2 separate regions of the Homo sapiens genome follow, and region 1 is linked to region 2. Evidence: read pairs that join two places in POLR2A ChIA-PET (ENCODE). Cell type or tissue: Caco-2. All regions are shown on one strand. Links, peaks and the distances in the headings refer to the core of each region. The heading gives the core; the rest is flanking DNA.

Region 1 (7,273 bases), core at 1,358-6,357, 420 kb after region 2:
AGAGAGTGGCCCCAGGAGTGAGTGCGGCGGCCCATGCTGCTCCCAGCCGCATGGGTGGTGGTCTCGCCTCTGAGAGGGGGCCCCACACACTGCCTTCCTCGCCCTGGGACCTCATACCAACCTGCTATGGGTGGGCAAACACAGCCTGGAGCCCCGGAACTTCCAGAGGTCTGTGAGCGGCACAGGCAGCTTTGAAGTCTATCGGAAAACAGGGCTGTTTCCTTCTCCAAGGTCAGGCTTGCATTTATTACCAAAATCTAATTCTTCCCCTTTGGACGCCTGAGATCTATCAAAGGCAGCACGGGCCATGTTAGGGTGAAATATGGCCTCTGAAATGTGGTCTCTGCGTTCTTCCTTGTGCACGTGGCAATTCCTGCTACCGATAGCCCCATCTTCGGGAGGATCAGCCGAGGGACGCAGGGAAGAGTCTTGGGGTCAGAGCTGCCAATTAGCCTTCAGATTTCACAGCCTGATTGCTCGATTCATCAAGGGCCCCAGCCTCGTCCTGCTGGAGGGGCTGGGCCGTGGAATAACAGTGTCCCCCAGGGCCGTCTTTGCCAGCAACGGAGGGAGGAGGCCAGGTTGGGGCGAGGGCTGAATCAGTGCCAATGCTGCCATCCCACAGGTGGATGGGCGCCAGGGCCCCTCTGCTGACAGGCCTGCGGTTGTACAGGCCCCATATCCTCCCAGCCCCTGACATCTGGATGCTGCTAACGTGGTCCCTGCACCGCTGCTCCTTCCAGAACCCATGGCAGGCAGCGCCCTTGCTTTTGCAGCTAAGCAGCGAGTCTCTGTGAGCCTGGGTGTCATTGTGTGTGGATTGGGGATCGGATCGTGTTCATAGCTGTCATAGCCAGGCAGTGAGTGAGCTTGCACTCGGAACGGGCTGCTCGACTGAGCTCACGCCATCGGGGGTGCCCAGCGGCCCTGCGCTCTCGGCGGTGGCCTCCGGCACGTGATCTGGCCTAACACCTCTGAAGGCAGCTGCCTGCCTGTGTCCGTGTTGCAGGCAGAAGTCCTGGGAGATGGGGTGAAGGGGTAGGTTCAGAGTCACAGGTCAGGGAGGCAGAGCCGAGCTGAAACCGCGGCCCCTCCCGCGTCCTCCATCTTCCTCTGCAGACTTGAGGGCTTCTGGTTTGCACCTGGCTCCCCTGTCCCTGCTCACCTCCAGGAAGCAACCTGGACTGCATCGTCCACCTTAAACTGGCCCATCAGAGCCTCTTCGGGCCGCTGTGCACAAACTCCCCGGCAGCCCCTCTCTCACTCACTGTGACCTGGCCAGCAGGCACTCACACTGCACCTTTCCTCACACTCCCCTAGAGTGGACTGTGGGGGACCCCACACCCTTTCTGGGGCCTTCAGACTCATCTCTAACTCAGGACCAGCCTCCCCCCGGGCGCTGCCTGGAGTTGGAACCCTTGTTCTCTCCAACCATATGGCCATGGTTGACTTTAACATCCTCTTTCTCAGCCTAGCCAGGGAGCTGACCATCCCGTGCCTGGTTGTGGGCGCCTACAGCAGTCCTGTGATTCAGTCCCTCGTCATAGTGGAGGGAGGCTAGCAGCTGGCCCAGCTCCCGTGGCCTGCAGGATAGGGTCCAGCAGGCTCCCGTCCCCGCCTGGAGCAGTCCCAGGCCCCTGGAGGGCTCCCCATTGCCAGCTCCAGACAGCACTGCTGGGAAGCACCCGGCCTAGGGGACGGCTCTGTGTGCGTCTAAGTGGAGCCAGTCCTGATAATTAACGCGGGGATAAATCGAGGTTTAACTACTTGGAAGGCCTCTCGGGTGAGAAATTCATGATAATCGCTGTTATCCTCCTGATGGCTCTGCAGAGCAGTTCCTCCCCAAGCAGCCGTAAACTCTGACGGGCAGGGTGTGGGGCTGTACCCTGAATAGTCACTTAGAGCCATGTCAGGGGCAGTGGGCCTGGGGGTGCCGGCTGTCGTCTCACGATGGCCTGACCTCAGAGGTGGCTGGCAGGTAAAGCCCCGGGGCAGTAGGATCCGGAACGTCCCGGTGGCCTCCTGCCTGCCTCCCTGTTTGTCGGTGCTGGCTCCTGTGGGGTAGGCGTCCAGCCTCAGAAAGGACCCAGGCGGCAACCTGGGAATGGATGGTCAGGATCACTGGGTGGCGTGGCAGCCCAGGCCTTCGCTTTGGGACCCACATCCTCAGCACCGGCTCCTCACGCGGTTCTCGCCTAAATCCCCGGAGTGTTGGGGCAAGCGAACCCCGAGTCACGCCTGACCCTGTGGCTTCCTGACCCTGTGGCTTCCTGGCAGTGACTGTGCTGGCTCCAGGGGTTGTCATTCTGCAGGCCGAGGGCTGATCCCTGTGGAGGGGCCCTGGCTGCTTGTAGTCTGGCTCTCAGAGTTACCGTTCTTAATGCAGTAACTTTATTATTGCCACCACCAGAGGGTCAGCCGTTATCAGCTCACCCCTCACTCCCGTTCCCTCATGCATGCCGATGGAGGCTGGCTGGTGTGACACGGGGGCTTGCTGTGTCCCTGGGCAGCCGCCACTCCCACCTGTACTCGGCTTCCTCCCTGCCCTGGCCGCTCCCGGGTCCCCACCCCTCCGGCCTGGTGCCGCACTCACTGTCTCCTTCCGTCCCTCCCGCAGAGCTGAAGAAGCAGGTGGAGAGTGCCGAGCTGAAGAACCAGCGGCTCAAGGAGGTTTTCCAGACCAAGATCCAGGAGTTCCGCAAGGCCTGCTACACGCTCACCGGCTACCAGATCGACATCACCACGGAGAACCAGTACCGGCTGACCTCGCTGTACGCCGAGCACCCAGGCGACTGCCTCATCTTCAAGGTGGGTCCTGCGTGTGACGGCTCTCCGGCTGTCTCGCTCTCTGTCTCCTCCTGTGGGGAGATCCGACCGTAGCCCTCAGCAAAGGAGCAGCCTCGCGTCCAAAGGGGATGGTGTGGAGGGCTGGGCGGGAAGGAGGTGCACTGGCCCGTCCTCGTCACCCCCTGAGGCTTCTCAGCCTTGGGCCAACCCTATGTGGCTTTGCAGCCCTGGACCTCCTGGGTGCAGAAGACCCTAGGCTGTCCCCCTGACTTTCTCAGCCTCTGTCTGTCGCAACTTGGGCTTCGTTCCATGAGGGCTGCGGCCGTAGGCGTGTGTGTCAGTGTGTCCAGAGGCAGTGGTGCCTGGGGAGGACTGAAGTCCGTGTGGGGCCGGGGCAGGGGACGCCTTCCAAGATGCCAGGCTGCGCAGTGGGACAGCGCAGTCCCAGAAGCCAGCACAGGGCAAGGTAGACAGACTAGAAGAGGAAAGGAGAGCCAGCCGCATCTCTACACTCGCGTCCTGCGAGCCAGCAGGCGCTCTTCTGGTTTGCTGGTGAAGCCAGACTGGGTCCACCGTTGTGGACATGAAGAGTCCTCGGGCGAGCGGGGTCCAACAGCAGAAATTGGGGTGTTATGTGTTGACCCTCAGGGTGGAGGTGGCCCCACTTGGACCTCCAGCAGCTGGAGACCCAGGGCAACAGGGGCTTGTTCATCACTGCCCCGGTGAGCTAACCTCCGGTTTGTGAGGATGGTGCCGTCGGCCTGGTGTGGCATTGTGGCCCCGGCATGACCTCGTGGCCCCGTCTTGGCATGTGGCTGCTTCAGGAAGGGTGGAGGGGGCGGTGGCTGTGGGAGATGAGGACAGGCAGAGACGGGCCCCACCTGGGACTGCTGTGGTCTGGAACGGGCGTCTAAACTGCCTGCAGTCTGCAGCCTCTGCGTGTCTTTATGGAACCGAGAACCAACTTTGATTTGTATAAAAGCTGTACCCAGTGCGGCCTACGCATGTCCGTCAGCGTCTCACAGCGGTGAGCCGCTGCCTGTCTGATTCAGCCTTAGCCCGGCTCTTCCTCCTCCTTCTGCACAACCCGCCCGTCTTCACAGCCTGCGCTGCACGGGGGCACCGTGCCGGGCTTGCTCTGCGTTCCTTGTGGATTTCCTGCTTCTCAGATCACAGTCATCCATTTCTACACTCTTGAAACTCTCAAACCTTTGAATAATAAAAACACACCAAGTCTTTAAGCTATCAGAAATGTACTTCTTCGCTTTTGTATAATTCTGTATACTTTGAATAATTCACAGAGGTGTTTAATGCATTATACGAATTCCATAGGTTTCTAAAATGATTAGGTATTAATAAAGGTGTACCATGAACAGTTATCACTTAACATATCACTCGTTACATCAACATTTACAAATTAAGAGGCAGCGTTTTCCCCGGATCCCTGCGTGTGCTGTAGTTGAAGCGAATCTTAGGAAGACTAACTGCAGCGGAACCTTGGGGCACCCTCCACAGTGTTTTCTGTTGAGAGTGTCGAAAATCCAAAAGAGGGAAGCAAGCCACTCGTCATCTTCCCGCGAAAGGTGGCCGCTGTCCTGCTTCGCCGTGTTTCCTTTCGGTGTTTCATACGTAGGCACATGCCTAGGCATGTTCATTTACACCTGGGAACTCGGGATCCTGGGGTTCCATTGTGTGTGCTCCTGTGTCACTTTTTAAAAACACCGTCAGCAAGTAGCATCTTGACCACTGTAAGCCCTGCATGGGCTTCTGAAGCGCAGCCCTGCCCAATGTCCTCAGGTTTGCTGGACACCAGGTCCATCCCCGTCATACCCTCGAGCATGGGCCCTGCCGCTCTTCCTGCTCGAGCCAGCATCTCAGCTCCCCCGGCCCTCATCCGCCCGCCCAGGATCCCAGCCATGGCAGGATGTTGAGACCAGAAGGCTTGGGCTGGCCTCAGCTTGCCAGTGGCCGGACTTTCAGCCCCCATGGCCTGGGCAGGAACCCCTGCCCTCCTTTCCGCCTTGGAGCCCTCTCAGCCCCCAGGCTCCTGAGGTCAGGGAGAGGCAGGAAGGGGGCCCCAGGAGGAGGAGGCAGGCGGACAGAGAGCCCAGGAGCTGGCCAGCTCCCCAGCCCTGCTCGCCCCAGGCCTAAAGGACACACAGCGTACGGGAGGCCGGGCTCGCCCTGAGGAGCCGTGGTTCCTGCAGGGGTCTGGCCTGGGCCCCGCAGCTCTTGCCAGGCATCCTGCCCGCCTTCCTAGACTCTTGTGATCTGGAGCCTTGGCGCCTCCCCAGGCCGCCCCCTCACTGCCCATCCTCCAGCCCTTGCTGTCCCTTCTTTCCAGTGGCAGGCCTGGCCTGACCTGACCTTCTGGACCACGGCCTGTCCTGGCCCAAGGCCCGTGTGAATGTGACTTTGCAGGTCCTGAGGGCTGGATGTGCTGGGTCAGAAGCCATGGAGCTGAGGCAGCCGCCTCCGGAAGGACAGACGGTCCACTGGCCCAGTGCTCCACCAGCAAGGCCTGGTGCCCGCAGAGGCCCCGCTCCCCACCCTTCCGGCCACCCACCATGCCTGCTCTGGGCCGTGTTCCGGGGGCTGGCTCAGGTGGACAGTGTCAGGGAACGAGGTTGCTTTTAGCTTACCCACTTTCCCCATGTGTGACATGCACTGTGTTTTCATGCTTGAAGCTCACAGGATCAGGGAGATTAAGTAAAGTATGGAAGGGCTTTACAAGTTGATGTTTGCAGGCGGGGCTGAGAGCTGCGGGGTGGGCCTGGCATGGGGAGCTCTGGGCAACCCAGGCAGGGGGCTGACTCTAGGTGAGCTTGTGGGCTGGTGCCCAAGTGCAGCTGTTGCCAGGGGGGTGCTGGCTGGGCCTCTGCCTCATCTGTAAAGCAGGTACAGTTACGTCTGACCCACAGGAGTAAGTGGGGCCATGTTCCTGGCACATCCATCATGGTTGCCAAGACCCCACCTTGGTCCATCGGTTTCATTTCTGAGCAGTGAAGTCCCCGCAGGAAGAAGCTGCCAACTTGTGTCTGCGGTTTTCCCTGGAACCCCAGCATCAAGGCCCACCTGCTCCATCCTCTTCACCTGGGCCCAGCTCGCTTGTAGACACCTTCTCCAGGAAGCCCTCCTGGGTTCCCCAGATGTGGGACCCTTCTTCCGCTGGCTTCCCTCCTAGGACACGTGCCACCTTGTGTTTTTCCTGACAGGCGAGTCTGCCGGAGGTTTTATCCTGTTGGGTTCGTTGTCCCTTGAGGGTCCCCAGGGGGCCTAAGTGTGCCCCTCCTGTGTTTCTCCCCCACTGCTGGGTGCCTGGTTCTTAAAGATGCTTCTTGCTCCATTTCTCCCTAGGCTTCTTTTCACAGCCTCTTTCCCCCAGCCTCACCCAACCCCCACCCTCTACTCCTGCTCTTCCTCCTCCCTCTCCCACTCCTCCTCCAGACTCTGTCCTGCCCAGCTGATGTGCCCTGCTAGCAGCTGTGCCTAGCACCCCGCTCGCCCCCTCCCCTCTTTGGAGGGCTGGGGCCTCCCAGACCTTCCTGCGCCCCATCTGGTTGATGTGGAGGGATCGCCTGCTGGATATGGGCCTTTAGAGCATGTTCATGAGGGCTGACACTGGGCATGCAGCCTCACCTCCCCAAGTTTCAGTCTCCTCACCTGTGGAGTAGAAGTAACTGTGGCTCACTTCGGAGGCTGCAAGAGGCAAGTCTCATAAGTGCCACCTGTGGAGCTGGGGAGGGGTCATGTTGCACCGGGATCCCTGTTGGCTGGTTCAGCTCCAGCCCACGGTGCACCCGTGCTTCTCCCAGAGCTGTGACTAGCTCTGCCGGCCCTGTGTGTCCTGGTCCCTGCAGACCTTCTGGAGGGCCTGCAACATTTAGGGAGCTTTCAAAGGCTCCCTGTAAGCCGACTCTTCCCAAGTCCTCCTCCGAGCTGCCCTTCACTGGGTGAGGCCGTTGGCCTCCTGAGAAATCCTCCCCCTTGGGTTCCAAGAAGACAGCGCTAGAGCTGCCAAGTCTTCTGGCAGGAGCTCTGACCAGGAGATCAGCATCAGTCCTGCCCCATCCACCTGTCATTCCTGCCTCCTTTGTATCCAGGACACCAAGCTTGGTGACAGGAGAGGCACTTGTACTGTTCGCAGCAGCTCCACGCCCCCAGCTCAGGGCCTGGCTTATGGAGAGGGCAGTCTAGGGCTCTGCCAGACAGACAGAAAAACAGGTTTCAGTGGAGCAAAAGGGAAGAGACAAACAGTGAACAGACAACAGCCAACCTGTAGGGCCAGGGCTCATGTTGGCACCTCTGCCTGCAGATGGTCACTGACTCCTTGGGGCCATGCAGCGGTGGCCCTGGTCTCCACTGTCCAGAGGAGAGATAAGAGACACTGTGGAGTCACCTTGTCCCGGGCAGCTCCTGACCCTGGTGTGCAGCCTTGGCCAGGCCACTGCACTCCTGTGAGACTCAGTTTCCCCATCTGTCATGA
Region 2 (7,273 bases), core at 1,443-6,442:
TTTATTCTTAGTTTATTTTTATTTTTATTTTTTTGAAAAATAGGTCAGTCACAGTGGCTCACTCTTGTAATCCTAGCACTTTAGGAGGCTGAGGTGGGCAGATTGCCTGAGCTCAGGAGTTCGAGACCACCCTGGGCAACATGGTGAAACCCTGTCTCTACTAAAATACAAAAAATTAGCCAGGCGTGGTGGCGCATGCCTGTAATCCCAGCTACTTGGGAGGCTGAGGCAGGAGAATTGTTTGAACCTGGGAGGTGGAGGTTGTAGTGAGCCAAGATCACACCACTGCACTCTAGCCTGGACGACACAGTGAAACTCTGTCTCAAAAAAAAAAAAAAAGAAAGAAAGAAAATAGAGATGGGGTGTCACTACGTTGCCCAGGCTGGTTTTGAATTCCTGGGCTCAAGTAACCCTCCTGCCTTGGCCTCTCAAAGTGCTATGATTACAGACGTGAGCCACTGCCCCCGGCCAGGATGAGATACATTCTTTTTTTATAAATTCTTTTTTTTTTGAGATGGAGTCTTGCCCTTGCCACCCCAGGCTGGAGTACAGTGGCGTGATCTCAGCTCACTGCAACCTCTGCCTCCCAGGTTCAAGCGATTATCCTGCCTCAGCCTCCCAAGTAGCTGGGACTAGAAGCATGCACCACCATGCCCAGCTTATTTTTGTATTTTTAGTAGAGACGGGGTTTTACCATGTTGGCTAGGCTGGTCTCGAACTCTTGATCTCAGGTGATCCACCTGAGGTTGCAGTGAGCCGAGATGGTGCCACTGCACTCAAGCCTGGGCAACAGAGCAAGAGTCGGTCTCAAAACAAAAACAAAAAACCAAGAAGACTCAGTTCCTAGTACGCATTCAATACGTGTTAGCGTGGTTAGTGTTTGGTGCTGTCCTGGCTTCTGGCGTGCCAGGCACGTGGTAGTACTGCACTTCTGGTCCTTCTGAGGTTGAGCGAGACCACATCACTGGTCCTGGCCAATGCGTTGTGAACAGCAATGAGTCTTACTTCTGGGCCATATCATTTAGCGGCTCCTGCAGCATCCTCCAGATCCTTTCTCTCTGTTAACATGGCAGAAATGCAGGATGGTGGCCGCTCTGTGATCCTGGGTCTCTGCATGCCGGTGACAGACATGAACCCCTTTGTGACTTTAAGCCTCTGGGATTTGAGATTGTTACTGCAGCATGATATAGCCTATCCTAAACAACTCATTAGCCATTATTAGTATTTCTAAGATACGCTAAACAATGCATTACCCATTATTAGTTTTTTTGTTTGTTTGGTTGTTTTTTTTTTTTTTTTTTTTGAGACAGACTCTCACTCTGTCGCCCTGGCTGGAGGGCAGTGGCACAATCTCAGCTCACTGCAACCTCCACCCCCAAAGTTCAAGCGATTTTCATGCCTCAGCTTCCCGAGCAGATGGGATTACAGGCACCTGCCATCATGTCCAGCTAATTTTTGTATTTTTAGTAGGAATGGGGTTTCACCGTATTGGCCGGGCTGGTCTAGAACTCCTGACCTCAGATGATCCACTGGCCTTGGCCTCCCAAAGTGCTGGGATTACAGGTGTAAGCCACCATGCCTGGCCCACACCATTTATTTATTTATTTATTTATTTAGAGACAGAGTCTTGTTCTGTTGCCCAGGCTGGAGTGCAGCAGCAAGATCTCGGCTTACTGCAACCTCTGCCTCCCAGGTTCAAGTAATTCTCTTGCTTCAGCTTCCCGAGTAGCTGGGATAACAGGTGCCCACCACCACGCCCGGATTTTTTTTTTATTTTTAGTAGAGACAGGGTTTCACCATGTTGCCCAGGCTGGTCTTGAACTCCTGGCCACAGGTGATCCACATACTTCAGCCTCCCAAAGTGCTGGGATTACAGGCGTGACCCATAGCACCTGGCCTACAGCATTTATTTTATTTTATTCTATTTTATTTTACTTTTGAGATGGAGTCTCAATCTGTCACCCAGGCTGGAGTGCAGTGGCGCGATTATGGCTCACTGCAACATCCACCTCCTGGGTTCAAGCGATTCTCCTGCCTCAGCCTCCCGAGTAGCTGGGATTACAGGCGTGCGCCACCACACCAAGTTAATTTTGTATTTTTAGTAGAGATGGGGTTTCATCATGTTAGCCAGGCTGATCTCGAACCCCTGACCTCAGGTGATCCACCCGCCTTGGCCTCCCAAAGTGCTGGGATTACAGGTGTGAGCCACGGCGCCCAGCCAGCATTTATTTTTAAGTGATGGGGTCTTGCTCTGTGGCCCAGGCTGGAATACGGTGGCACAATCATAGCTCACTGTAGCTTCCACCTCCTGGACTGAAGCACTTCTCCTGCCTTGGCCTCCCAAAGCACTGCAATTATAGGCGTGAGCCACCACACCAGCATTTTAGTAACTGTTTCTGAAAGGTCCTTAGCAGGTCCTTTCTGCACGTCCTCCTGTGTAGTTAAATTCTGACTCCGATGCTCTGCATGCTAAGTTCTGTCCATTTGCCCAGCTAGTTCCCATTTTCCTAAATGAAAAGCACTACATGTGAATCAAAAAAACAGATTAACCATCGTGATATAACTGGGTTCTTGCTACTAAGCAAAATGTTTTAGAATTGAGAAATTCGAGGCCGGGCGCAGTGGCTCACGCCTATAATCCCAGCACTTTGGGAGGCTTAGGCGGCAGATCACCTGAGGCCAGGAGTTCGAGACCAGTTTGGCCAATATGGTGAAAGCTTGTCTCTACTAAAAATACGAAAATTAGCTGGACATGGTGGCGGGCGCCTGTAATCCCAGCTACTCGGGAGGCTGAGGCAGGAGAATTGATTGAACCTGGGAGGCAGAGGTTGCAGTGAGCCGAGATCCGAGATCGCAACATTGCACTCCAGCCTGGGTGACAAGCGTGAGACTCTGTCTCAAAAAAAAAAAAAAAAAAAAGGCCGGGCGCGGTGGCTCACAGCTGTAATCCCAGCACTTTGGGAGGCCGAGGAGGGCGGATCACAAGGTAAGGAGATCGAGACCACAGTGAAACCTTGTCTCTGCTAAAAACACAAAAAATTAGCCAGGCGTAGTGGCGGGCGCCTGTTATTCCAGCTACTTGGGAGGCTGAGGCAGGAGAATGGCATGAACCTGGGAGGAGGAGCTTGCAGTGAGCTGAGATCACGCCACTGCACTCCAGCCTGGGTGACAGAGGGAGACTCCGTCTCAAAAAAAAAAAAAAAAAGAAATTCCATTTTCTTTTTACAGTTCCCTGAATACGCAGGAATAGTATTCTGTGGGGAGGATCTGCTGAAGGCAGACGTGTCGGTGCACATTCCCAAGGCACTCTCCAAACACTAGAGGGATCCAGCAGCGGAGCTGACGATGTATGAAGACTGCCTTTTCTCTCCTGTCGGCATTCTGGATTAGAGCTGATTATTCCCCCCACCGTTTCCTGCCACAGCCCTCACGTTCCCACCTGTAGCCCTGGCTTTATTCTGCGTGTGTGAGAATTCTGCTGTGTTCTTCTCCACCTGCTTCCATCAGGAGGCTTTGCAGGACAGAGACCTTGTCTGGCTGTCCCTGCAGTGCCTCCCACCGGCTACACACATTTCGTTTTTGTTTTTATTTTTATTTTACTTATTTATTTATTGTGAGACAGAGTTTCACTGTCACCCAGACTGGAGTGCAGTGGCGCGATCTTGGCTCACTGCAACCTCCACCTGCCGGGTTCAAGCTATTCTCTTGCCTCAGCCTCCCAAGTAGTTGGGATTACAGGCACCCACCACCAGGCCCGGCTAATTTTTGTATTTTTAGTAGAGACAGGGTTTCACATGTTGGCCAGGCTGGTCTCAAACTCCTGACCTCAGGTGATCCGCCCGCCTCGGCCTCCCAAATTGCTGGGATTACAGGCGTGAGCCACCGCGCCTGGCCTTGTTTATATTTTCGGAGCCAGAGCCTCACTCTGTCATCCAGACTGGAGTGGAGCAGGGCAATCATGGCTCACTGCAGCCTCGACCTCCCAGGCTCAAGCGATCCTCCTACCTCAGCCTTTCGTGTAGCTGGGACTACAGGAACACACCACCACCAGGCTAATTTTTTTGTTTGTATTTTTTGTAGAGTCAGGGTCTTGCTGTGTTGCCAGGCTGGTCTTGAACTCCTGGGCTCAAGTCATCCTCCTGCCTTGGCCTCCCAAACTGCTGAGATTGCAGGTGTGAGCTGCTGTGCCCAGCTGCTAGCCATACAAATTTTGATAAACAGTAAATACTCTGGAAATGTTCACAGGAAGAAGACAAACTTTTCAACTTAGAGCAGGGGTCTTCCAACTGGGCTGCACATTTGAATTATCTGAGGAACTTTAAAAAAAATCCTCCCCCACAACCTCCGCCTCCCAGGTTCAAGCAAATCTCCTGCCTCAGCCTCCAAAGTAGCTGGGATTACAGGCATATGACACCATGCCCGGCTAATTTTGTATTTTTAGTAGAGAGGGGGTTTCTTCATGTTGGTCAGGCTGGTCTCAAACTCCCGATCTCAGGTGATCCGCCTGCCTCAGGCTCCCAAAGTGCTGGGATTACAGGCGTGAGCCATGTGCCTGGCCTCACATGTAAAATGTAAAAATACAATAAAGGTATTATTGTACTTTTATACTTGTATAACGATTTACGGTTTTTTGTTTGTTTGTTTGTTTGTTTTGAGATGTAGTCTCCTTCTGTTGCCCAGGCTGGAGTGCAGTGGCATGATCTCGGCTCACTGCAACCTCTGCCTCCTGGGTTCAAGCAATTCTCTTGCCTCAGCCTCCTGAGTAGCTGGGACTACAGGCGCCCGCCACCACACCCAGCTAATTTTTTTTTTTTTTTTGAGACGGAGTCTCGCTCTGTCGCCCAGGCTGGAGTGCAGTGGTGCAGTCTCAGCTCACTGCAAGCTCCGGCTCCCAGGTTCGCACCATTCTCCTGCCTTAGCCTCCCGAGGAGCTGGGACTACAGGCGCCCGCCACCACACCCAGCTAATTTTTGGTATTTTTAGTAGAGACGGGGTTTCACCGTGTTAGCCAGGATGGTCTCGATCTCCTGACCTTGTGATCTGCCCACCTCAGCCTCCCAAGGTGCTGGGATTACAGGCGTGAGCCACCGCGCCTGGCCCACACCTAGCTAATTTTTGTATTTTTAGTAGAGATGGGGTTTTACCATGTTGGCCATGGTTGGCCAAGCTTGTCTTGAACTTCTGACCTCAGGTGATGCGCCCACCTCTGCCTCCCAAAGTGCTGGGATTACAGGCGTGAGCCACCATGCCTGGCCACAATTTACAGTTTTTTATTTTATTTTATTTTTTTTGAGGCAGGGTCTTACTCTGTCACCCAGGCTGGAGTGCAGTGGTGTGATCTCAGCTCACTGCAACCTCTGCCTCCCCGGGTCAAGTGGTTCTCCCACGTCAGCTTCTTCCCCAGTAGCTGGGATTACAGGCATGTGCCACAACACCCGGCTAAGTTTTGTACTTTTATTGGAGACGGAGTTTCCCTGTGTTGACCAGGCTGGTCTTGAACTTCTGAACTCAGGTGATCTGCTGGTCTCGGCCTCCCAAAGTGCTGGGGTTACAGGCGTGAGCCACCGTATCCGGCCAATTTACAGTTTTTTAGTGCAACAATTTTATTTTTATTTTTTATTTTTAGACAAAGAGGCTCGCTCTATCACCCAGGCTGGAGTGCAGTGATGCGATCACAGCTCACCACAGCCTTGACATCCTGGGCTCAAGCAATCCTCTTGCCTTGGCCTTCAGGGTAGCTGGGACTATAGGTGTGTGCCATTGTGCCTGGCTTTTTTTTTTTTTTTAGAGATGGGGTCTCACTATGTTGCCCAGGTTGGTCTAGAATTCCTGGGCTCAAGTGATCCTCCTGCCTCGACCTCCCAAAGTGTTGGAATTACAGGCATGTGCCACTGTGCCCAGCTGAGTACAATTAATTTTAAATTTTTTTTTTTTTTTGAGACAAAGTCTCCCTGTTTTCGCCCAAGCTGGAGTACAATGGCGCAATCTCAGGTCACTGCAACATCTGCCTCCCAGGTTCAAGCAATCTCCTGCCTCAGCCTCCCGAGTAGCTGGGATTACAGGCGCCTGCCACCATGCCCAGCTAATTTTTTTTTTCTTTTTTTTTTTTGAGACAGAGTTTCGCTCTTTTGCCGAGGCTGGAGTGCAGTGGCATGATCTTGGCTCACTGCAAGCTCTGCCTCCCGGGTTCACACCATTCTCCTGCCTCAGCCTCCCGAGTAGCTGGGATTACAGGCGCCCGGTAGAGACTGTAGTGGTTTCCTCATGTTGGCCAGGCTGGTCTCGAACTCCTGACCTCAGGTGATCTGCCTGCCTCAGCCTCCCAAAGTGCTGGGATTACAGGTGTGAGCAACTGTGCCTGGCTACAAATTTAATAAGTAAATATTTTATAATCTAGTTTGAGACCAAAAATACGTAGGAAACAGCTGGGCATGGTGGCCTGTGCCTTAGTCCCAGCTACTTGGGAGGCTGAGGTGGGAGGACTGATTGAGGCCAGGAGTTTGAGGCTATAGTGAGCTATGATTGGGCAGCTACAGTCCAGCCTGGGCAACACAGCAAGACCCTGCCTCTAATAAAAATATGATCAGGAAGTGGGCAGAGTATATATGTGTGCGTGGCACAGGGAAAGTGCTGAGTACATTATTTGGCAGCAACAGCAGCTGGAAGGAAGTGAGGGTGGAGGAAGGAAGCAGCTATCAGATATGGGGGGAGGTCACAGGATCCTGCCATGTCCCACTGTGCCTAGGGAAAGTTGTTATATGTCCATCAGCAGAAGGACATCTCGATCTCGGCTCACTGCAACCTTGGCCTCCCAGGTTATGGTGGAGAGAGCATCAATGGTGTGCCTGCTTGCATGGAGGTCCTGGTGTGCGGGGACCCTATGGCGTCCTAGGTGCAGTCATCTGTTACCGAGGCAGGGTCCAGCAGCTATAGCCAGAGGAAGTAACTACCTTGTGAGAAGGGGACGCTTCCTAGGAACTGACATGGTTCTGGGCTCTTGGTTCTGTAATCAACTCCCCGGACATTGTGTGACATCAGCGTTAGAAGGTCCAGGATGGCCGGGCACGGTGGCTCACACCTGTAATCCCAGCACTTTGGAAGGCCAAGGTGGGCGGATCACTTGAGGTCAGGAGTTCGAGACCAGCCTGGCCAACATGGTGAAAACCCATCTCTACAAAAATACAAAAATTAGCTGGGTGTGGTGGCACACGCCTGTAATACCAGCTACACGGGAGGCTGAGACAGGAGAATCGCTTGACCTGGGAGGCGGAGG

What was found. ChIA-PET counts read pairs that join two places held together with the same protein. Peaks named below come from ENCODE experiments on the same cell type or tissue, not always from the same donor. Only the 100,000 strongest peaks of a DNase experiment are listed, where the experiment ranks them.
Region 1: POLR2A ChIA-PET joins it to region 2 with 7 read pairs; 2 of 35 experiments call an interaction of 5 or more read pairs at or near these places.

What each region holds. Positions count from the first base shown.
Region 1 is chr7:1,893,735-1,901,007 of GRCh38, reverse strand. It overlaps MAD1L1 (mitotic arrest deficient 1 like 1), which reads left to right. Exons shown (of 19, transcript NM_001013836.2): 18 at 2,618-2,808. Among named protein-coding and RNA genes, the nearest start is that of MIR4655, 53 kb to the right of the region's middle. RefSeq lists an enhancer at 1-370. In Caco-2, for the core only: no CTCF peak of the experiment used is centred there; no DNase peak of the experiment used is centred there.
Region 2 is chr7:2,317,360-2,324,632 of GRCh38, reverse strand. It overlaps a transcript of SNX8 not described here. Among named protein-coding and RNA genes, the nearest start is that of SNX8, 6.6 kb to the right of the region's middle. In Caco-2, for the core only: no CTCF peak of the experiment used is centred there; a DNase peak (open chromatin) is centred at 3,332.